2 separate regions of the Homo sapiens genome follow, and region 2 is linked to region 1. A link is an interaction called in ENCODE POLR2A ChIA-PET data of the cell type or tissue named here. Cell type or tissue: Panc1. All regions are shown on one strand. Links, peaks and the distances in the headings refer to the core of each region. The heading gives the core; the rest is flanking DNA.

What was found. Peaks named below come from ENCODE experiments on the same cell type or tissue, not always from the same donor. Only the 100,000 strongest peaks of a DNase experiment are listed, where the experiment ranks them.
Region 2: POLR2A ChIA-PET joins it to region 1 with 16 read pairs; 2 of 35 experiments call an interaction of 5 or more read pairs at or near these places.

Annotation. Positions count from the first base shown.
Region 1 is chr1:162,855,803-162,869,136 of GRCh38, reverse strand. CCDC190 (coiled-coil domain containing 190) reads left to right here and starts at 7,962. Exons shown (of 4, transcript NM_001394065.1): 1 at 7,962-8,129; 2 at 9,479-9,677. The coding sequence starts at 9,491. In Panc1, for the core only: no CTCF peak of the experiment used is centred there; no DNase peak of the experiment used is centred there.
Region 2 is chr1:162,687,381-162,698,404 of GRCh38, reverse strand. All of the region lies in intron 2 of DDR2 (discoidin domain receptor tyrosine kinase 2), which reads right to left. Among named protein-coding and RNA genes, the nearest start is that of DDR2, 60 kb to the right of the region's middle. In Panc1, for the core only: no CTCF peak of the experiment used is centred there; no DNase peak of the experiment used is centred there; H3K4me3 peaks cover 575 bases; H3K27ac peaks cover 1,998 bases.

The DNA of each region.
Region 1 (13,334 bases), core at 3,757-8,756:
GCTGCCTCTGCTGAGTCACGCAGGTTGTCAGGGAAGTGGGGGAAACCCAGCAGTCACAGGCCTCACCCAGCTCCCACACAAAATGAAGGGCTGGTCTCCCTCCCACCATGCCCCCCCGCAACAACCCCAAGTCTGTTTCCAGGTGGAGGCTGTAACAGGGTTGAAAACTTGCCCCAGGCTACCGGCTGCTAAAGAAAAGGGCTTGGTTCGTCCCCCACCTGTGGAGTCTGCACACCAGATTTGCGCCCTCCCCTGAGTTCTGACCAGGAGGCGTCTCGCCCCATCCAAATTGTTAAAAAGTTCAGCTGGACATTTCCCTCTCCCCATGGAGTTCTACCCCTGCTCCTCTGGTCACCCTCCTGATGGATCCCCATGGTGCCAGGCAGGAATGGCCTGCTAGGAGATGCAGTGAGCCCCCAGGACCTCTCCACTGCCTCCTCCACCCCTGTATTTCACTTGGCTCTCCAAATTGACTCAACTCCAGGTAACTTCTCCCACAAAGAGGTCTTCAGTTTCTCCAGTGGGGGTGTGCGTTTGGGAGAGGAGGGTCTCCCTTTCCCACTTCCACAGCTGGGACACACAGCATTTGGGGTGTTCTCCCGGGTCCTGCAGGAGCAGTCCACTTCCTCCAGAGGGTCTGTGGGTCCTTTTGGGATTGTTGATTTGTTCTTGCAGTTGATCTGGAGCTAAAATTCACAATTGACAACATGAATCTTAATCTATGAAAGTATAATGTTAATGTCTTTACCTTTCTCAGGGCAAAAAAAGAACCTCAGAACAATTAACTGTTCTTTTTTGAAAGCTCTGTGCTGTGTTACTTTGAATTATCATTTTCCAAGTCCCAGTTTTATACATTCAATCTTCATTTAGATGTACCCACATGTTTACCACTTTCTTTGCCCTTCATTCCTTCTTGTATCTTAGTCCTACATCTAGAAACATTTCTTTCTGCTTCAAATACATCCTGCAGAATTTTATTTAGTGGAGACAAACTCTATTTTTTGTTTACTTGCCTGAAAATTACTTTCTTTTACTATGATATTAAGTTTTTTTTAAAATCAACTTTACTGAGATAAAATTTATATCCACTAAAATTCACAGTTTAAGTCCTTAGGTTGTTGGCTTCGACAAATATATGCAGCAAGTAATTATCACCTCTGTCTCCCAGGAAAGTTCCTTCATTCCTTTTTGTAATCAGTCTTTATCTATACCTCTCAGCCCAGGCAACCACTGATCTGATCTCTGTCATCATAGATTAATTGTGCATGTTATAATATTTCAAATATATGGAATCCACTTCTCTTTTCTATCCAGCCTCTTTACCAGCATGTTATCTGTAAGATTCATTCATGCTTTTGCCCATATTAATGTATCGTTATTTTTATTGCTGAGTGGTATTCCATTGTATGGATGAACCACAATTTGTTTATCAGTTCACTTGTTGATGGTCATTTGGGTTGTTTCCAGTTTGCGACTATTATGAATAAGGCTGCTATACAATATTTCTATACAAATCTTTTTATGAGCACATGCTTTCATTTCTCTTGGTTAAGTATCCAGCAGTGGAAGTGCTGGGTCATATGTAAGTATATGTTGAATTTTGTAAGAAATTCCCAAAATGTTTTCCAAAATGGTCATACCATTTTATGTTCACAAAACCAATGAATAAAATCCAGTTGCTCCATATTCTCACCAATACTTGCTTTTACCACTTTTTTTAAATTTAAATTGTGCTAACGGTAAAAAGGGTTACCTCGTTGTTTTAATCTTCTAATGACTAATTAAATTAAATGTATATTCATTTGTTTATTGGCCATTTGTATATTCTTTTGGATTGTCTATTCAAGTATTTTTTGCATTTTTAAATAGAGTTATTTGTGTCCTTAATGTTAAGTTGTTGGTGTTATTTAGATATAGATAGAGTTTTTTGGTTAGGTTTTTTTGCGTTGTCAATATATTCCAACAGGTTCTTGCTTGCCTTTTGTTTTCCCTCGTAGTGTTTTTTTAAGAACAGAAGGTTTTAATTTTTATTAAGTCAATTTTATCAAATTTTTTCTTTTATAGTTTGGTCTTTTTTTCTGCTATATAAGAAATCTTTGCCAAACTCAAGTTTACAAAAATTTTCTTTTCTTATTTTTCTTCTAGAAGTTTTGTAGTTTTTGCCAGCATGTTAAGGTATATAATCAATTTTAAAATAATTTTTGTGTAGGGGATAACATAAAAATTGAAATTTGATTTCTTTTCCACATAGATACCCATTGTTCCAATACTACTTGTAAAAAGAATATTCTTTCCCCCCCATTAAATTATATTGGTGTTTCTTTCTAAAATAAACTGACTAAATGTGTGAGTTTACTTCTAAAGTCTCCTCTGTGGTAGTGATCCTACATGTTCACCTTTATACCAACACTACACAATCTTATTGACTATAGCATTAGAATAAGTCTCGAAATCAGATAATATTAAGTCCTATATAATTTGTTCATTCTTTTCAAAATTATTTTGACTACTGTAAGTCATTTGTATTACCACTTGAATTTTAGAGTCACCTTTATTTGCCAGAAAAAAAAAGTCTGCTAGGGTTTTGATCATGATTAAATCTACAGATAATTTTTAGAAGAATTGGCAGTCTAAAATACTTAGGATTCTAGCCATAAACATGATATATCTCCTCATTTATTTAGGGTTTTTTGTTTTTTGTTTTTTGAGATGGAGTCTTACTCTTGTCGCCTAGGCTGGAGCGCAGTGGCACCGTCTTGGCTCACTGCAACCTCTGCCTCCCAGGTTCAAGTGATTCTTCTGCCTCACCCACCACACCCAGCTAATTTTTGTATTTTTAGTAGAGACTGGGTTTCACCATGTTGGCCAGGCTGGTCTCGAACTCTTAACCTCAGGTGATCCACTTGCCTCAGCTTCCCAAAGTGGTGGGATTACAGGCATGAGCCACCATGCCTGGCCTATTTAGGTCTTCTTTAATCTCCCTATAAAACATTTTGTAGTTCTATATTTTATTAAATGTATTTCTAAATGTTTTGTGATTCATTATGGTATTTTTAATTTACAATATTTTTATGTTAATATATCTAAACATATTTTGTATATTGATATATTATCATGTGATCTTGCTAAAATCACACAAGATATAAGTGCCTTACTATTTTCTCCACAGAAAATTATGTCATCTGTGAATAAAGACAGTTGTGCTTTCCTTTCCAGTCTGTATATCTTTTTCTTGCCTCACTGAAGTAGCTAAGTCCTCTAATACAATAGTAGAAGTGGTAAGAGCAAATATCTATGCCTTGTTCTAACTCTTTGGGGGTATTTTCCCATTAAGTATAATGTTTACTATGGGTTTATTATAGATGCTAATTATCAGGTTGAAGATATTTCCTTCTATTCCTAGTTTGATGAAATTGATATTGGATCTCGTGAAATGATTTTTAATTCAAATGATTTTATGGTTCTTGCCTATATTCTGTTAATATGGTTAAATCATGTTGGTTTTTAAACATCAAATCAACCCTGTGTTACGAGAAAATACATTTCTGTTCTTATAAATTACTTAACCTTAGGTATTTCATTATAGCGACACGAAACAGAATACACTGTTATTTTAATTTTTCACATGTATTAAAACTTGTTTCATGGCCCACCTGTGGTCTATCTTGATAAATGTTCCTTGTGCACTGGAAAAGAATGGGTATTTGTGGTTGGGTATAATTAACATTCTATAAATGTTAATTAGGTCAAGTTGGTTGATAGTGTTGTTTCAATTTCCTTTAGCCTTACTAATTTTCTCTACACTTTTTCACTAACTTATTGAGAAAAGGATGTTGGAGCCACTGACAATAGCTGTGGGTTTGTTCATTCCTCCATGTAATTCTATTCGTTTTTGCTTCCCATATTAGGTGCAAAATATTGTGGATTTTATTATGGATGAATTAATCCCTTTATTATTAAGAAATTACCCTCTTTATTCCTATTAATATTATTGGCTCTGAATACTATTTTATTTGGGATAAATATAGCTTTCTCTAATTTCTTTTATTTAGTGTTAGCATGGTATATCTTTTTCTATTCATTTACTCTTAACCTATTCATTTGTTCATACTTTACAAAAGTGTTTTCGGTTTATTTCTTTGTCAGCATGATATAGTGTGGCCTTGTTACTTTATTTGATCTGAAAATCTCTGCCTTTTAATGGGGTACTGAGACCATTTACATTTATTATGGTTCTTAATATATTTGGGTTTAAAATCTATCATCTTGCCATTTATTTCTTGTTTATCCAAATTGTTCTTTTATTTCCTCTTTCCTATTTTTCTGCTTTATTTCAAATTTAGTATTTTTTATAATTCAATTTTATCTTACTTGTTGATTTCTTATAATTCTTTGTTATATTATTTTAGTGGTTGCTTTAGAGTGTAGAGTATACAGCTTTAACTCATTACATTCTACCTTCAAGTCATATTATAATGCTGCAAATATATTATAAGAACCTTATAACAGTAAACTTCCATTTATTCTCACTCGAATTTTGTATTACTGTTCCCATGCTGTTTACATGTTTACATGCTGTAAATCTCACACTAGATTTTTCTGTTTTGCTTTGAACAGTTAATTACATTTTAAAGAGATTTATATAACAAGAAAAATAGTCTTTATACTTCCTCATGTAGTTACTATTTCTGGTGCTCTTTCTTTCTTTTTGTAGCTTTGGATTTCCATCTGGTATAATTTTTCTTTTGCTTGAAGAATTACCTTTAACGTTTCTTGAACTGTAGGTCTGTTGTTGAAGGATTATTTAAGCTTCTGTGTGACTGAAACATTATTCAATTTTCCTTAACTCTTGAAGATATTTTTGTTGAGTACAGAATTCTAGGTTGATTTTTTTCTTTCAGAACTTAAAAAGTTTTGCTCCACTATCTTCTGGTTTTCATCATTTTTGGTAGGAAGTCTGTGTAATTCTTATTGTGTTCCTCTGTATGTAATGTACCTTTTTAAATTTGGCTGTTTTTAAGATTATCTCTTTATTACTTTTTAAAATAATTTTATTTTATATACCTTGGAGAAGTTTAATTCATATATCTTTTGCTTGAGATTCATTGATATTTTTTTTTTTGAGATGGAGTCTCATTCTGTCACCCAGGAGTGCAATGGCGTGATCTCAGCTCACTGCAACCTCCACCTCCCGGGTTCAAATGATTCTCCTGCCTCAGCCTCCCGAGTAGCTGGGATTACAGGTGCCCACCACCACACCCAGCTAATTTTTGTATTTTTAGTAGAGAAGGGGTTTCACCATGTTGGCCAGGCTGGTCTCGAACTCGTGACCTTGTGATCTGCCTGTCTTGGCCTCCCAAAGTGCTGGGATTACAGGCATGAGCCACTGCGCCCGGCCTCATTGAGTTTCTTAGATCTGCTACTGTACCCTGCTAATTCTGGATACCTTGGTCTTTCTGAACTTACACCTTTGTCTCCTCAAGTCAGGAACCCCTGCCTCGTTGCTCAATTCTTGTGCTGTAGTCCGGAAACCCTTTCCAGACAGTAAGCTGTAGCAATAATAATGATTCCCTGGTTTGTTTCCACTCTCTCAGGGATCACCATCCTATCTGACTGATGTCCAGTTTTTTTTAATTTCATGAATTTTTTCTGCTTTTTTAAATTGTTTCATGTAGAAAAGTAAATCTAGTTCCTATTGCTCCATCTTTGCTGAAAATCAGGAGCTAACTTTTATTGGACATCTACTATACATGAATTACTTTAAATTGATCATTTCATTCAATTCTATCAGAAAACCTATGATAAAGATACTTTTAACCTATTTTACAAATAAGGAAACCAAGGGATAGGACAGTCACATAGTCTATAAATGACAGATTCTTTGATTCCAGATGTGTTTTGACTACAAAAGGGTGTGACTCCATGTAAAACAGAGAGAATTATAGAAAACTACACGGATGTGCATTAAAAATATATTCTGTAAAATTGTATTTTAATCAAAATCACTTTACTGAACAGTTTGAACTATTTCTTTCTCTGGTGGTGGAAGCAAGAACATGATCTGAGAATGATAGCTTTATACTTTCAATCACTATCTTCGCTGATTTTCTTTCTTGTTCCTTAATGATATCCTGGGCAAATTCTACACATTTCTTGCCATTTTGTTTATTAAAAAAAAAAAAGTCCATTCCACTTTGAAGCTCCAGTTTCACATATAATTTAAACTCCTCACTGGACTCCAGGAAGTTTGGAGATGGGAAAGGAGGATTATCTGCTCTATCATTCTTCCTTCTCCAACCCTTGGAGTGGAAAAGGCATGATCTTTTTATATACCTCCTCTCCCTTGTCTTTTCAACACTAACCATTTTAAGGTCATGGGCTAGGAGAGAATAGAGGAGGCAGAGATCTTCCTATATAACTGCCACATTTGTGATGCTAAGGCATGACTGGTATTTTCCTATCTATTCTTGTGTTCCTATGTTCCCATAGATAGATATTCCTGTCTATTCTTTGTGTTCTCGTGTCCTCTGCTTTCGAGATGTGTGGTTTTATGAGGGAGTTCATCTGCACTCACATCCCTTCTGTCTCTGCCTCCTTCTGGCCCTGCCTGTGATTCTATTTCCCCTCCAGATGAAGCACTGTCTTCCAAGAAGAGCAATGTGATGACTATGCCATGGTTTCCGCCACCTCATATAACCCCTCTGCTCCCTCCCATGGAGCCAGGTCCTCTCTGGCATTCTCAGAGGGCTGAGAGTAACTAGGATGGCTTTGGCCACCATTCTTTTCCTAGGCACTCCACACTAAGGCTCCTTCTTGCCCTTTAGCCATAGATTATTTCTGCAAGCTTTTCCTCTTCAGTTCCCTCTCAAAATGCCATGCAGGAACCAAGCTTTTCTAAGAAATCCCTCACTATCATCAGCTATAGTGGCAACAAAGGGATGGAATGGGGGCTGCTCTATTGTTCTGCAGTCAGCAAGCCTCTAGCTGGGGGTACAATCCCGATCCTGGTCTCTCCTTGTGTGGCATCTCATTCTCCCAGATAATTTTCTTGGAATCCCACCTCATTCATTTAAATTCTGGAGGTGAGGGAATTACCTCATGAGAAAGGATGGGAAAGGAACTACCTCCCACTGAGAAAATAGCATGCTCCTCTTCCTCCCTGCCACCCCTCGTAATCTCTTTATAATTATTTATTTGCTGGGCAGTGATTGTGGTTAGTAGGGCCTGTTTAGCTGCCTGCCTCTCAGTAAACTCTGGGGGGATTATCAGGCCCCAGTGTTGGCAGCTCTATTTAGACTGTGGCATATCAGTGCGTCTTATTTTCAGACGAAGCTCCAAGGCAACAGTAAAAATCCCACTCAGTATCTTGTTATATAAACAATAGCTCTGCTCAACCTTCTACGGTAGCTGTTCAAAATATGGGCACAAAAGTTGATTTTAATTTTACTTTGCTTAGTGCTGTTTTCACCACTTTGAAAATCTTGATAAGCACCGAAGTGCTCTGAGCATGTGGAAAGGCCTGGGGAAGGTCAGTACGGTGTGCAATAACACATAATAAACAAATTAACTTCTCTCCTGCACGAAGTGTGAACAGTCATGACAGAAAAAACGGTGCTTTCTTTTGAGGCTGACCTGGTTTTCAAGAAGTAGGAATGAAGGTTAGGGAAGGGAGGTATGACAAAGAGAGAAAAAAAAAAAATGGAGAGAAACGAGGAAAGGGTAGGAGAGAGAGAGATTGAGAACACAGTTACACACTCCTTGCTTTCATTCCTGGCTCCCATGGACACAGCCGAGAAGGAGCACTGTGGGCCCCTCTAGGGACAGGCTAGAAGCTGGCAGGCTTCTTTTACCCACAGAGCTATTTAGAGCTCTGGCCTCTCCAGCAGGGATTGGTGCCATGGCCCAAGGAGCTAGCATTCCTGACCAGGGGAGGTAGGGAGGGACGAAGAGAGCTTTCAAGTGTATTTAACATTCTCCTCGCAGCCCTCTCCAATGGTCTCCCTCTATCCTTTCTCCAAACACCAAACTCCTAAGTTTACTGAAGAAAAATAAGCTCATTAATCAAGACTCAGTCTGACATAGCAAAAGAAACAAGACATAGTCTCATGGTGAAAACTCTGGATTTGGAGGTAAGTTCTACTGGCCCTGTTCTTTAATAAAAGTTTAGTTATACTTTAGACTCTAAAACAAGTGCCTTAAAATGTATTTCTTTCCCATGTCCTGACCTTATCTTCCTTTTTAATGTTAAGCTTTTTTTCTGTATTATAATCACCAAACCTCGGCCGAGTGTGGTGGCTCATGCCTGTAATCCCAGCACTTTGGGAGGCTGAGGCGGGCAGATCACAAGGTCAGGAGTTTGAGACTAGCCTGGCCAATATGGTGAAACCCCACCTCAACTAAAAATATAAAAAGTTAGCCAGGCGTGGTGGTGCAGGCCTGTAGTCCAAGCTACAAGGGAGGTTGAGGCAGGAGAATCGGTTGAACCCAGGAGGTAGAGGTTGCAGTGAGCTGAGATCGCGCCACTGCACTCCAGCCTGGGCAACAGAGTGAGACTCTGTCTCAAAAAAAAAAAAATCACCAAACCTTTTATTGACAGCAATCTGTTTATATCCTGAGCACATGTTGTGCTCTTAGCTCTGAGAAAAGTATTATAGAGACTCAAAGGAGAGAAAAATGTGTCCCTACTTAGCGCTATTTAGAGGAGAAAGAAGTAGGTGTGGGCTTAGACATCAGGGTACATGGAGGGAGGAGAGCATCTAAAGTCTGAGAAGATGGGTGAGGATGAGAAGAGGAGCTTTCGCCCAGTCTAAGCAGCTTCCCCAGTGTTGCCCAGACTACTCATCGTGGATGCTGTTCTACTTTATAATCAGGATACCCCAATCTTCCACTTTTCGAGAAAGCCCCTTGAGAGTAGGAACTGGGCCTCATTCACCATTACTCTTAGCTTTTAGCATAGCACCTGGCATACAGTAGGATTACAGGCTGAATGAACCTACGCATATGTGAATTAATGAACTGGCAGGGTGTGGGAAGGAATGGCCGTGTCCTAAGTTCCTAAATCCTCTCCAGACCTCTGAGCAGTCTCTTTGGGAGCCTTTAAGAAACAGTAAAAGAGGCTTTTCTTATTGGGTAAATAATGCCTTATATATGTAGACTGCCTTTTTTTTTTTTTTCCAAAGAGTTGTTCTTACACTTCTCACTTGATCTTCTTGGAAATCTGACTGGGATCTGTGTTGGGGGAGCCTATTGTATTGTATCACTATTTTATTGACAGGGAGGCTGAGGCTCAGAGGAATGACTACCCTCAATCCTTCTGTGTTACTCTGGAAACTCATTTAACAATAGTGTGATTTCATCTGACTAGGCACCTGTGGTTTCAGAAATACACAGGTTCTACCACTGATCTCTGATTAAAAGCCGGGGTCAGTATCCCAGTCTTCCATTTATCAGGTTATTTGTGATACCTTATTGTCTCTAGACCATAAAGAAGATGGAGAGGCACATGGTCAGGGGACAATTGTATAAGCATTTTGATTTGGAGAGGAAGAATGCCAAGCAGGCTGAAGCCAGACTGGACCAAAGACTGCAGAGACTAAAGGTTATTTGCCTCTACCATGTGAAATTGCTGACCTGGGAGCAGAGGCAGCTCCAAAAAGAACTGCAGAGGTTGCAGCAAGGTAAGACTTTCAGGACTGGTGAGGAGGATGCCCCAGAGGCACAGCAGGGCAGCAGGCCCATCACTCCGCTGAGGCCCTTTCAGAGCTCTGAGTGCCAAGACAGCAAGAGCTTTTGATCACAGCCAGGACTTTAGGCTGCCTAACCTTCCTTGTCCCTCCCCTGTCAATTACATAGCTCCCTGCAGCAGCCTACTCATAAGCCTTCTTGAGCTAACATTTCTCAGGCTTCCAGTCACTGCCATCTTTCAAGTTAGCTCTTTCTTGCTTAAATCCTTCGTTTTCTACTTTTAAATTTTATTTTTCATTTTGCTTTTCTTTCATTATCTGGGCTGATTTGGTTTCACCCCTTTTTAAATATCTGATCTTTCTCTTTTGGATCTAACAACAATTTATTGAGCAGTTACTCATGTGCAAGTCACTGTCCTAGCCCACTTTATGAAAGTTAAAAAAGAAAAAGAAAAGAAAGAAAAAATTTCTCTGGAATTAGTACCTCAGCTTCCTCCAATGTAAAATAAAAGTATTTCCTATGTTATGAAGTTATTTGAGGATTCAGTGAGCACTTGGAATAGTACCAAAACATAAAGTAAGTGCTATATAAGTGCCCACTCTTATCAATTAAAAATTGTTACACAATTGAAACCCTTCTACTGTCTTTGTTGAAAATAGTCACAGTTGTACAGTCTGTAGAAACTAGTTCTCCTTTGTTCATCATTAAAATAATTAGATTTTAATATTACTTAAAAATTCAGCACAGGAAAGAAATATCTCAGCTCTTGAAGACTACATCCTTTCTTACTGAAGGAGAGTGCCAGAACTCAGGAGTCTGAAATGGACAGAACATGTTCAAGAGGAAGGCCAGGTGCTGTAAACGAACATAAAATATTTCAGGTCAACACAGCTTATACATGACATAAAGGCCAAGAGTAACAGCCAAATGTCTAGGCTGGGAATTCTTTCTAACCTCCAGCTTTGGGTTTGAAAGATACTCTGAGTAACTAACTGAAGTCCTCTGCTTTCAATTTCCCTGTCTGCAATAAATGGTTAAACCAACCTAGAATGAGAGCTCACATACTGGAAAAGGGTCTTAGAAGCCATTTAGTTGATTCCCACTCTTATTCAAAAAGGACACTGAAGATCAGATGCCTACTTTTAGGAGGGTGTACAAAAGGCCAGGCCCTAGTAAGTGGCTTTCCTGGCTGAGTAAAGAGTTGGGTTGGAAAGAGTATGAATCAGGAGGCAGAAAACTTTGATTCAGGTGCTTCTGCCTCCATGTCCTTTGGGAAGTCATATTCTCTCTAAGCCTCAGACTTCTTGACAGTAAAATCAGGGATACAGGAAGGAAGCAATATGTATTAAGTCTCAATATTTCTTAGGCACTGTGCTAGGCAATAGTTTTCCATGATTCATTTAAATGGAATTGTTATTGAGATTCAATGATATGCCAGTGAGTGAATTATTTAAGATGCATGTTGCCAGTCCTTTGAGTCAGCAGGTTAGAAATTAGGCTTAAAAATCCACATTTTTAACTGAGATGATACTAAGGTAGATTATTCTGGGACAGCTGTATTTCAGACCAGACTTTGCAAAACAGCTACTCAGGTAGAGTCTGGAATGCAAATATGAAAAAGCATGGTCTCTGCCCTCAAGGTGCCCATATTTAAATTGGACAGTAGTTCCGCTTATAAAAAATGATGATCAAAACTGCTAATTGAGTTCTTCACAAAGTAGGGCAGGAACATAAAAAGGTTCCTGTGTCTATCAAAGGAATTTAGCTAAGATTTCCCAAAAGACACAGTATGTGAGCAGAATCTTAGAGGAGGAGGAAAATGGGGGAAAGGGCGGGAAGTTTGTCAGGAGGACGTATGGAATGGGGCCACTCCCAGCAGAAGGAATAGTATGTATAAAGGCGCATACATGATCACTGCTTGCCTCAAATAGCTCAGTACTGCAGGCATGTGACATGGAAGTGGGGAAGAGGAGGTGTAGGTGCAGTTTTCAGAGACAACACAAAATAGCCAATGTCTCCAATCCAATCCAATCATGAATGGCTTCACAGGTCTTGCAAAAGAGTTGAGAGTTCACCCTGTAGGGTTTGAGACTGGTGAAAATTACATGCTCAAATGTTAAAAAGATAATTCTGGATGCAAAGTTTAAGGTAAAATAGACCTCAGACTATAGTCAGAGTAGACCTGATAGAATTACAAAGTTCAGGCCATGGTTTCAAGGCCTAAACTAGGGCATTGGTCAGGTGAAGAAAATGAGAAGATGAGCATCTCAAGATATTTAGAAAGTAGAATTGTCGGAGCTTTAAGACTAAATATATATCCAAGGGTAAAGAAAACCAGAATCAAAAGTATATTACCTGGCACAAAGTAGGCGCTCAAACGAGCTTGTCAAATCTGGTAACTGGGTGGGCAGAAGTACCATACCTTCACAGAGAGAACATTGGAGAAACATCAAGTTTCAGAGAAAAGATATGTTCATTTTTGAACCTATTGGGCCCATAGGTCTAAATTTCAGAAAACAGATCTTGCTGGGAGAAGTAGCTCAAAATCCCTCAATTTATATGGAATAGGTGAAGTTCTTACATGGAAGAAACCCCCACAAAAGACCCCAAGGAGACAACAAAGGAAGAAAGGCTCACAAAGAACTCTTCCTTGCTCTGATCACTTCACAAAGAAGTGATCATATGAAAGAATATTGGGAGTCAATGTGAATTCTGGGTTCCCTATCTGGTCATATTCCCTCTGCTTAGTGCCTACTAACCGAACTGTAGATTTAAAGAGTTCTCTCCCATTAGAGCAAAACTAGTCCAAGACTTTCAACTCTAAATGACCAATTCATGAGATGTCTTAAAAACTGACTGAGTTCTCCATAGCAGCTATGACTGCAAGATGCTAAAACATCAACTCAACAAGTGAAAAGTCCACTTAGTCACGGCTGGCAGTTGCAAACTCACAGGTGGGTAGGAGGTCACATAATTGTGGTGAAGGAGACAATCCACTCACACCCAGTCATTTTGTTTTTGAAAACATTGTGCTTGCCAAGTAAAATGTTCAAAGGAAACCTCCAGGGGCTTAGCTGGTTTAAACCTCTGATCTTAGTGTTTCTAAATCCTCTTTAACATATACTACGCAAACACTGGAAAACTGCTTTAAATTTTCCATTTCCATCTATCACACCAGATCAACCTAATGTGTAATATACACCAAGGTTTATACACATTGGTTCTCTGAAAGCCCAGTTTGCAGAATTATTTTTCTTCTTCTTATATTAGTTTTCTAGGGCTGCCATAACAAAGAACTATAAACCGGGTGCCTTAAACAACAAAAATTTATTGCCTTACAATTCTAGAGTCTAGAAGTTCAAAATCAATATGTCAAACATGCTGGTTCCTTCTGAAAATTGTGAGGGCAGGCTCTGTTTCAGGCCTCTCTCCTTGGCTTACAGATGGCTGTCTTCTCCCTGTGTCTCTTAGTGCTCTCCCTGTGTGTGTCTGTGTGTTCTAAGTTCCTTTCCTTATAAGGACACCGGTAATATAGGATTAGTACCCACCCTAATGACCTCATTTTAATTTGATTTTCTCTGTAAAGACCTTATCTCCAAATAAGGTCCCACCCTAAGGTACTGGGGGTTAGGACTTGAGCATAAAAAATT
Region 2 (11,024 bases), core at 1,225-6,224, 170 kb after region 1:
CCTCCCTGGTGCTTTGGATGCCTGGAATGAGCACAGACCATGCCTCCCTCGCGCTTTGAGCAGCCTCAAGTGTGCATACAGCAAGAGGCTAACCGACTCTGGTAAGGAGGGCGTCTACCTGAACAGCTTCTGAGAACTGAATCCCTTGACTGTTCTGCTTGGACGCAGTATCCCACAGAGCATTGCCATTTGTCTGATCTTACTCCCTTCTCAACTATCCCACCTTCTCTGTTTTCCCTTCAGTCAGCTTTCCATGTTCAATTTCATTCAGCAAAGTGTTCTAAGACAGTTTTGCTGCAGATAGATAAGCAGATAAACTGCAGACATTAGTGACCAACAGATTAGCAGATTCTCTTCTCAGTCTTGTTGAGGATTTATTTAATTGGCAGTTGCTGTCTTCAGTGTTAATAGCTATAGATTTTTAGGGTTAGAAATGAAAAACTCTAGCCCATCTACTTCTACTATCACTCCACCAACAACCCTAACAAGCAGTATAGCTCAGTGGTTGAGCCACAAGCTCTAGAATGAGGGTGCCTGGCTTTAAATCTAAAAGCTGACCTTTACTAACTGTGTGAGTTTAAGCAAGTTCCTTAACACTCAAGCCTCAGTTTTCTCATAGAAAAATAGGATCCTTTCCAAGAGGACCATCGTGAGGAGTAATCATGAGGACTCAATAAGTTAATACCTAGAAACAGTGCTTGGCATCAAGTCTTAGCTCTTATTATTACAACTGGAGCTGTTTAAACAACTGGAGCTGGTCTCATTTCGTAGTAAATGTATTTTGACTCTCCCTAGTACACAACTAGGCCTCATACATATTAAATAATCATGACATTACAACACTTTGGCAGCAAAAACAAATACACCCAAAGCAAACAAAAAGCCCATCCCCTTTGCTCTAATAAGAAACAGTCCAGGTTAGCATGCAAAATTGTCAGGTTCGATCTCATATTGGAATGTGTTTCTCAAAGTAGGTCTAACCCGACATTTGTTGGGACACTTCAGTTTTCAGCAAATGACTATGTGAGACTTTGCAGTTTCAAGTTTTCTTTGCCATGAGGTTCTTATGACTCAGATTTTATGACCCACTGAAGAGATCACCTGGGCTCCAATAGTTGAGGTGCTCTGTGCACTCCTGCAGTGGCAAGCCTTATTTTTTTTTAAGTGTCTCTAACTCCATCTCGTCTAAGAAAGACGCACTCTAACCAATAGTCTTTATCCATTAATTCTATGAAGTTCAATAAAAAGATTAACAGAGAAAAAGTTGTTTAAATGAATATGTTATTACTTTCCTACTGAGCTCTCCCCAGTAAGATCATGATTAGACTCAAGGTGCATGTACCCCCACCAACTCCCACCCCCTACGCAGAATGAGAATGGGGAATTCAGCAAAAAGAGGCATGGAGGCCCACGGAGAGGGTTCTGGTTGAATCTCTTGTATAATAGAAATCTCAGCAGAGAAGTGGACTCTGGGCAGCTAAGTACAGGAACCCAGGCCCAACAATTGGGAAGTTCTGGAACCTCAAACAGAGGATTAGCACAGTCAGACAAGCGGGGGTCTTTCCAGCCCAGGGGAAGCTGGTGGCTGGGCAGACAGCGGGGGCAGGGAAGAAGGCTGGGAGGCACAAGCTGCCTCTGATTTCAGCAGGAAGAGTTGGGCAAACAGCAAGGGTATGGGTGGAGAGGAGGGAGGAAAGGGGCCTCTGGTTTAGGCTCCAGCCAGGAGGGTGTAGCTGTCAGTTGCATTTGGGGCTGGGGATTGGTGAGGTGCTGGTCCAGCAATCGCCTCCACTAAATGTGCATCCAATCAGTGTTTTTTTCAAGCCCTCACTCAGCTTTGGCCAAGGAGGCAGCGATGAAAGCCAGAGGCTCAAGCTGAAACAGGCAGGAGCCTGGAGCTCATGAAATATGACACCGAGAGGGAAACAGAAGGGAAAGAGTCACAGCCAAACAAACACACCCTCAGCCAGAGCTGGAGCCCAGAGGCCTGAGAGGGGGGCCCTGGCCTTTCAGGGGGAGATGGCCAGCTGTTCCTGCTCTCCTCCTTTCCAGGGTCACAATTCCCTCAGAAAGGGGAGGCTCTTTTTGCTCAGAGCATGCACACTCACCACACTCACAATTTAGAGACGATCCTTTTATGAACCCTTGTTTGGTGAAACTTTTAGTGTTATTTGTTTTTGTTTTTTTTTTAAAAAAAAAAAAAAAGGAAAAGAAACATTTAAAACATTTCCATGTCTTCTGTCGGTCAGAAGATATGCCGAACCCATGAAATTTACTATCACTTCTCTCCTACCTTTTAACCAATACTGGAATATAATGAGTGGGTTATGTCATGGATAATCCACAGTAATAGACAACATTTAGCTCCAGAATGAGTTCATTGATCTACTTTTCAATACATAAGCCAGTAGGACCTAGTCGTTAGTAGCCTTGCACATTTTCAGTCAGAGGAACTGTGTTCATAGTTCAGCATTAGCTTTGACCTGCTATATGACCTAGGGCAAACCACTCAACCTCTCTGAGCCTTAATTTTCTCATCTGTTAAATGGGAATGATGGTAACAATCCCATATGACTGTTATTACAATTAAACAAGATTGTCTATTTAAAGCAGTTTTTATAGTGCCTGGCATATAGCAAGTACTCAGTAAATGGTAGCTATGAGTGTATCTGAGGCTCAAACATTTATGATTCTCCAAATAATCCTGTTAAAATAATTTTTAAAAGCCCATTTGAAAGACATTGGCACAGTGCTCCACATCCCCATTTTAAGTCCCTGCTCAACTTTCTTCTAATGCTCATGCCCAGCAGGGATCAATAGCATCACTCCTCACACTGATGGTACAAAGCATCAGCTTAAAAATCACGGCTTTCTGGCTGGGGACGGTGGCTCATGCCTGTAATCCCAGCACTTTGGGAGGCCGAGGCAGGTGGATAACTTGAGCTCAGAAGTTTGAGACCAGCCTGGCCAACATGGTGAAACCCCATCTCTACTAAAAATACAAAAATTAGCCGGCGTGGTGGCTACTGCCTGTAATCCCAGCTACTTCGGTGCCTGAGACACAAGAATTGCTTGAACCTGGGAGGTGGAGGCTACAGTGAGCCAAGATCGCACCACTGCACTCTAGCCTGGGCAACAGAACTAGTCTCTGTCTCAACAAAAAAAGAAAAAAGAGCTGCTTTATTTTCTGACTTGTCTCACCAGCTTTCCCATCGTGTTAAAAGCTTTTGTGTCTATATGAAGGGACTGTAATAAATTGGAAAGAATGTCCACCTAGCACATCAAAAACTTGACAAAATTAATAAAGTTGAATTCAAAATTTTTTTTTTAGCAATTAAGTCTAAATTCTAGAACTAAGTCACAGTAATGATATTGCTCCACAGCCAAAGCAAGACATTTGGATTTCGACATTTGAATATTTTTCACGGATACATTCAAAATTCTCTGAACAAAAATTTTACATGTGATTGAGTCAAATAAAGTGGTATTAAAATTTGAAAGATAATGTTTCTGTGTCTGAGAAATTATGGAACACAAAATTACCAGGAAAAACAAAAACAAAACTCAAACACAAAGCTAGTCTGCTTTTTTGTGAGTTGATGAATAATGTTTTGACTGAAAGATATTTCTATCAGTTACTAATAAAAATACTTCTAGATTTTTGACATATCACAGAAATGTAGCTCAACATGCATTCTTTTTTTAATATTTATTGAGAAATTTCTAAACATCAGAAACTTTGCTAAGCACTATGAATAAGTAACATAGTTACTTCCCACATGTGTCTTAGAGTTTCATGGGAGGCTGGAAAAAAGAAAAATCAATGACAAAATGATATGACGGGGCAACGATAGGAGAACACAGGGACTTGGCCAAGGTTTAAGGGACAGGAACAGCTTCCCAGACTAAACAACATCTAAGCTGAGATCTAAGGGATGTGCAAAACATAAAATGAGGAGGTGGGGGAAAGAACTCCACAGGTAGATGCACCCTCATAAAGAAAGACCCAGAGACTAAAGGGCCTTTCCTCAGAGGGAATGTGGGAAACATGGAATCGCCTTGGTGTGGCTCAAGCACGGAGTGTACGGCAAAGCAGAAAGATATGAGACCAGTGAGGAAAACCAAAACCTTGTAGGGCATTTACTCTGAGAGCAAAGCAGAGCCACTGGAGGGCTTTTAGGCAGAGGAGTGGCATATCCAGTCAGTGACTTAAAATCAGAAGAGAAAAAAATGGAAACGGGAAGGCAGAGTTAAGAAACTATTACCCAAATAGGCAACAATGGAGGGGATGGAGACAAACCAGGAGTTTGAGACCACCCTGGCCAACATGGTGAAACCCCATCTCTACTAAAAATACAAAAATTAGCTGGGTGTGCTGGCATGTTCCTGTAATCCCAGCTACTCGAGAGGCTGAGGCAGAAGAAGCGCTTGAGCCTGGGAGGCAGAGGTTGCAAACTATGAGAGATTTAGCTATGAAATCAAATGGATCATGATTTGATTCAAATATGAAGGTGAAGAAGAGAGAGAGAAGCCAAGAATGATGCTGAGTTTCCTGCTTCGGAGGCCAAGGATCCCAATGCAGGGCCTTTGCGCTTACTGCCCTCTCTGCCTGGAATGTTCTTCACATACCTGTCAGCCTCCCTTACTCACTTCATCCAGGCTCTGGCTCCAAGGCTGCCTGGTCAGAGGTCCTCTTCGACCACCCCATATAAAACAACACCTAGTCAGTGCCCAAACCCTCAGCCCAGCTCCATTATTCTTTATCCTCTTATCCCCTAATACCACTTCAGAGTATTTCTTATCCCCTGACTTGTTATACATTTGTCTGTTCAAGGACCTTGCTGTCCCCTTGAGAATGTAAGCTCCATGAAAGCAGCAGTTGTTTCTATTTTGTTTCACTCTCAGTACCTAAAATAGTTCCCGGCACATTGTCACTCTCAAAATGTCTTTGTTTGATGAATAAACTCATAAAGATAGAAAACGTCAAAAGAAAAACACAAAGGCGGTTCAGAAACACTCCCTCACTTTCCAGCACTAGTTCTAATACTTTCATGCAGAAGCTCCTTTGCTTTTTAGCTAATAAAAATGTAAGATATACAGAAAAGTACACAAATTGCACACGTAAAGCTCAATGACAAAGTGAACATACCTGTGTTATCACCACTCAGGGCCAGAAATATAACAACCTCAGCAACTCAGAAGCCCCCAACACAGCCCTCCCAGTCACTAACCTCTTGCTCTTCCCCAAAGGTATCAGGTAAACTGATGTCTAACCTCATATAGTTTTGTCTGTTTTTGAACTTTATATAAATATAATAACTCCATTTGTTTTCTTTTTTGTTTGGCCCCTTTCGCTCAAAATTAGGTTTGTGAGGTTCATCCATGTAGTTCTATGGAGCAGTATGTCATGCTTTTTCATAGTTTAAAAAGATTCCACTTCACAAATAGCCTATAATTTATTTTTTACTATTGATGAATGTCTGGGTATTTCCAATTTGGAGCCATAACTAATGATGCTGTATCAACATTCCAGTACATACTTTTAGGTAAACATATGGATATACATTTTCATTGGATTATAGCTAGGTCATATCATATGCTGGGTCATAGAGTATGGTCAGATTATATGCTGGGTCATAGAGTATGCAAATGTTCCATTTTAATAAATATTGCCAAACTGTTTTTCAAATAGGTTATACCATGTCTGATTCTTACCAGCAGTATACATTATTTCCCACTCTTTCAAGTCTTCAACAATGCTTGGTAATACAAGTCTATTTGGTTTCAGCCACTTTAGTGGGTATGTAGTGGCATCACATTTCCCTAGTGACTGAGGTAAAGGTGGAGTGAAGGCAAGCTTCTTTTCATGTCATTTGGATATCCATTCTTGTGAAGTTCCTGTTCTGGTCTCTTTTCCCTTTTCTTGTCTTTTTCTTATTGATTTGTGAGAGGTCCTTACATGTCCTGAATACAAATCCTCGATTGGTCATAAGTGTTCCAAACAGTTCCTCTGACTCCATTGTTTGCCTTTTCCTTTCTTAACAGTGACTTTTGATAAACATAAATTCTTCACTTTAATGGAATTCACGTGATCAATCTTTCCCTTTCTGTCAGTGCTTTCTGTGGCTTGGAGCTGTTGTAGGAAGCATTCATAAAGAAGGATGAGTAGAGCAGGGAAGTGGAGGTGGAGGGAAGGCACTTTCTAAACGGTGGTGGGAGGAGGTGGGTGTCAGCCAAGGCAGGGATGTGCTCTCAAGACTGAAAACACTGGGCTGGACTCACTAGAGCAGAAGGTTTGTGTCAGTAAATGTGGGAGAATGTTCAGCCAGGTAAGGTGAGGCTAGACTGCACGGGACCTTAAGGCAGGCCAAGGCATTTCCCCATGACCTGAAGGCACTGAGGATGCTCTGAAGGTCTCTGTCTCCACCCACCTACAGGCCTTGCCTGTCTTTGTTTGCAGCCTACCATGTGGATATGCCCACCGCAGAATTGAACCAGTGTCCCTTGTGATACCTTTCTACCTTCTACATACTTCTATTTCTGTCTTTATCAGACTGCATGGCAATTTATGTATCTTCCAATCTAAACTGACAACTTCAAAAGTAGATATTGGTAGCAGAATGCAAGTTCAGTTTGTACAGGCTCATAAGAGCTGATTATTAAATTTTCAGGGCTTCTGTGAGCCAATTGACACCATGTTGGTAGCTTGAAATCAAACATGGCAAGAGTATTTACTCAATGGAAATCAGCAAAAGGTACAAATCAGGGTACCGCCTCCCCACAGAGCCAGTTGTACTTGCCAGCACGTCACTAGACACTGGTCTTATTCATCTCTATATTGCTGTCACCAAGCACAGCGTTTGCATCAATGTTTGTTGAATTAAATTGCATTTTTTCACACCTATCACTCCTTTTAGGACTCCACATAAATAAATTCTTTGAACAATCATTATGAGAATCCTGCTCTCTGCTCCTTCAGTACAACCAGACAGTAGGTTGCATTCCTTTGTCATGCACAGTGAGGCCATCCCTGAGAGTTTTCAAGGGCATTTGTGAGGCAATTAAAGAACACCAGGCAATGCACAATTAAGGGCAAGGCAGGGTGTTGGAGTGGCCAGTCCTTCCAGAGCCCAGTCCTCAAGAGATCTTTACAACCTGGCTGGTGCTCCTAAGAGGTCTGTGAATCTCATGAGATTCACAGAGTAATAGCAGCCCAGGCACTTCCTAGAGCCAAAAGCTCATCGAACTCACAAGGCCACTAAAGGAGCAGCCTGTGGGCCCGCTGTGTCAGGCACCAGGCATGTCCTTTGTTGTTCCCTCCAAAAACAGGATGGGGAAATGTCAGTTGGTGAGAGAGCTCGTGACTCACGACTATACCCTGGGGGGGAAAGAGGTTTTCAGTAAAAGGAATGAGTAAAGTTTTATCTGCCATACAAACCCAAGAGCCAAAACTTGGTGAAAGAATGAATACAAATTAAATAGACACAACTCCAGCATTTCAAAGCAATTAAAAAATATAACTGTAGGTCCGTTTTTAGAGCAAGAATACTATTCCCATGATTCTTAACCGAAAGAATGCCCAGGGCTCAGAGGGCCAGCGCAGGAGAATCTCCTCAGGAACAGGCATGAGGGCTTGTGTGATTCAAACAAAAATTACTCACTATTATAATTGCTTTAATTTATTTTTAGTCATGGTTATTTACTCAGAAATTTCAAATAACATTAGGGAAGGCATAACTTTTTATGTTTATAAAAAGATGTGTGGGTTTTGTAAAGGATGAGAAACATTCATATATTTTAATTCTCATCTTTTACAGATGAGGAAACTGAAAATCCATCTGTAAACTCTACAGAAGCATCGAGGAAATCTATCTTATCACCCGTTATGTATCTAGTACTAACAATGCCTAGCACATGGTAGGTATGCTGGAAAGAGCTGCTGAATGAATCAGTAAATAAATGAATGAGAACCCAAGAGGAGATATGACTTGGCCAGTGTCACACATGTTGACATTTTGGCAGAGCTGGCATGAGTGTCCTAACCCCAAAACCAGTGAGCTTTCCACCCTAGAGGAGTGGTTAATTAAGAACATGGACTCTGGAGCCAGACTGCCTGGGTTTCTACGCCAGCCCCACCACCTGCTAGCTTTGTGACTATGAGCAGATTATGTAATATTCGTGAACCTCATTTCCTTCTTCCATAAAATGGGAATAATCACAGTCCTGCTTCCAGAAAGCAGTTACAAGCATAAAGTGAGGAAACACATGTAAAGTATTTAGAAAGTGCCCAGCTCTCAGGACGTGCTCAATACACAAAGGCCACAAATGATAAGACAGGACTAAATAAAGTAGTTCTTAATTGCTCAGCATTCTGTCTTTTTTTTTTTTTTTGACATTGTCTTGCCTTGTCACCCAGGCTATAGTGCAGTGTCATGATCTCAGCTTACTGCAATCTCTGCCTCCCAGGTTCAAGGGATCCTCCCAACTCAGCCTCCCAAGCAGCTAGGGTTACAGGCATGCACCACCACACCTGGCTATTTTTTTTTTTTTTTTTTTTTTTTTAAGTAGAGATGGGGTTTCACCATGTTGGCCAGGCTGGTCTCAAACTCCTGGCCTCAAGTGATCTGCCTGCCTTGGCCTCCCAAAGTGCTGGGATTACAGGCGTGAGCCACGGCACCCAGCTGGCATTCTGTCTTCTGTGTTCTTGGTAAGCCCTTTGAAAAATTAACCTAAGACAAAACCTTGATGCCTTCTTTTTAAATGACAATTTACATTTTTTCCAGCAGCCCATCAATTTAAAGTAAACCCAAAGACTAACAAAAAAAAAAAATAAGTGAGACCAATAAGACAGTCTTTGAGGAAAGTTCTACTTTACTCTGTACTTTATCCCCTAAAAAGCCTGACAGGGGACCGGTGAGATAGCTTGGTGGTCACGAGCACAGACTTTAGGCCTTAACTGCCTAGGTTGAAACCTTAATTTCTCCATTGGTTTTCATGTATGACCTTGGGCAAGTTATCTTCTCTGTTGGTGCTAATGCTTCTTCAGTTATAAAATAAGCTTAATAACTGCCCTTACCACATATAGGGTTGTGGTGAGGACTAGCCAGTACCTGGCACTTTCTTGGAAACACAGGTATTAACCATCACCTCACACAATAGACATTCATGTGACATCATGTGTTTCCATAACTTCAGCTGCATGACAGAGTGCTGTTGTCTCGCCATTGGCTATCCTTGAAGACTATGTTGCAACTGGCACCCGAGCCACAGTCCAGATCCACAGTGCAGCGTGACACTAGCCTGCAGAGATGCGCAAATCATATCTAAAGCCAGCACTGATCACTGGAACCAAGCTCCATGTCAACCAGCCTGAGTTAAAGAACCTAAGTCACACAACAAAAGTGTGCACAATTTTCCCGCAGAACATCATGAGGGGACCAAGGGCTCTGAGGCTTCATCATCAGTGAAAACAGAGCACCAGGGTATGAGCCCCCTGACAAGGGTCTCAGGAAGGCCGGCCCCACAGCCAGAACCAACCAAGCTGTGACTGGCAGGTGCCAAGGGACACACTGGGAGCTGAGCACTCTCAGGTACTTCTTTACTTCTTGGTACTTTCCTGGACCTTCTCCAGACAGTTTCCTGGCAGAATAATAGCTAAGTTCAACCCAGGACAGTTTGTGGATTATCACGTCTCCTGAAGCTCCACAGACATCCCTCCTCCGTGCGTCATGGCAGTCTTCTTTATGGGTGAATTCATAACCCACACACAAGTGAATTTTTAATAGAGACATGTATAAATGTTCTTCAACTAGCAGAGCTTAAAACCAATAAACATGTATTTTATAGGTTCAGTGAAGTGCTGTGGTTAAGAGCTTAGGCTCCAAGGTAGGTGCTGCTTGAGTTCAAATCCTGATTGAACCACTTATTTACCTGGGCTGAAACACTTAACATCTCTGTGCCTCAGTTGCCATATTGGTAAAATATAACCATTATTTCGACAACAAGTAGTTTCCATGAGAGGAAGTAGAGTTAACCTGTGTAAAACACATGGGAATTACCCAGAAAATAGCAGGCATGCAGCACAGGCTAGCTACGATTAGTATACCACTTATACTGGGTGGTACAGATATCTGTGCAAATGAAGAGAAAGGAGCCACAGAGAAGTCTCACATTGAACCAAACATGAAGTTGTGTCCTTGTACGTGCTGTGCTTGTACTGGAGACATGTCAGTCTCACTTGCTACATTCTTAATGCACGCTCACGTATTCCCATTGGTAGAAGCCACTTAGAACATGTCCAGAGCAGTGGCTCTTTCAACTGCTCTCATCCTTTTACTTACATAACACTGAAGTTGCCGAACCAATCTCATTCAAAGTTTCCAAAACAGTCACCTTTGGACTGAGTCAGCCTGGAAACTTTTAGTACACTGGGTTGCAGCTTCAAATAGCTGTGAAAACAGCAGATGCTCACCTACATGGTGTCCTGCTTCTCTGATTGCAGCGGCATATAAAAGGGCACCCAAAAGAACGATCCACCTCGTGACCCCATTAATGCTTGGCATATGTGCCCTAAATACTCATTATTTGTTGCAGGACCAGGTATGTAACTGCACTAGGGCCAGTACTGATGATGTCAGTGTCTTGAAATTCAGCCTCTTCTCTCCGTCCCCAACCTGGCTCAGGCAGCATCCCCCTGGTTCTGTACATCAGACACCTCCTCCATCCCCACCGGAAATCTCAGTCATAAAAGAACACAGGTCAGAGTGTCATTACAGTATTATAGTCAGTTATAATCAAAACTGGGATGAGAACACGCAGGGCTACTGGCTCCAACATTAGAGCTCTTTTCCTAAGACAGTTGGGAAAGCAGCCCTTGATGTTATGTTCATCCAACAATGTGTAAAATTTAAAAAGAAAAAAACCCACTTCAAAATAAACATATATTCCTAATCTGCCATGGTCACTTCTGGAAATGATAAGCAAGCTCTCAACGTTGCTATGGGGAGTCCATATAATGAGCATGG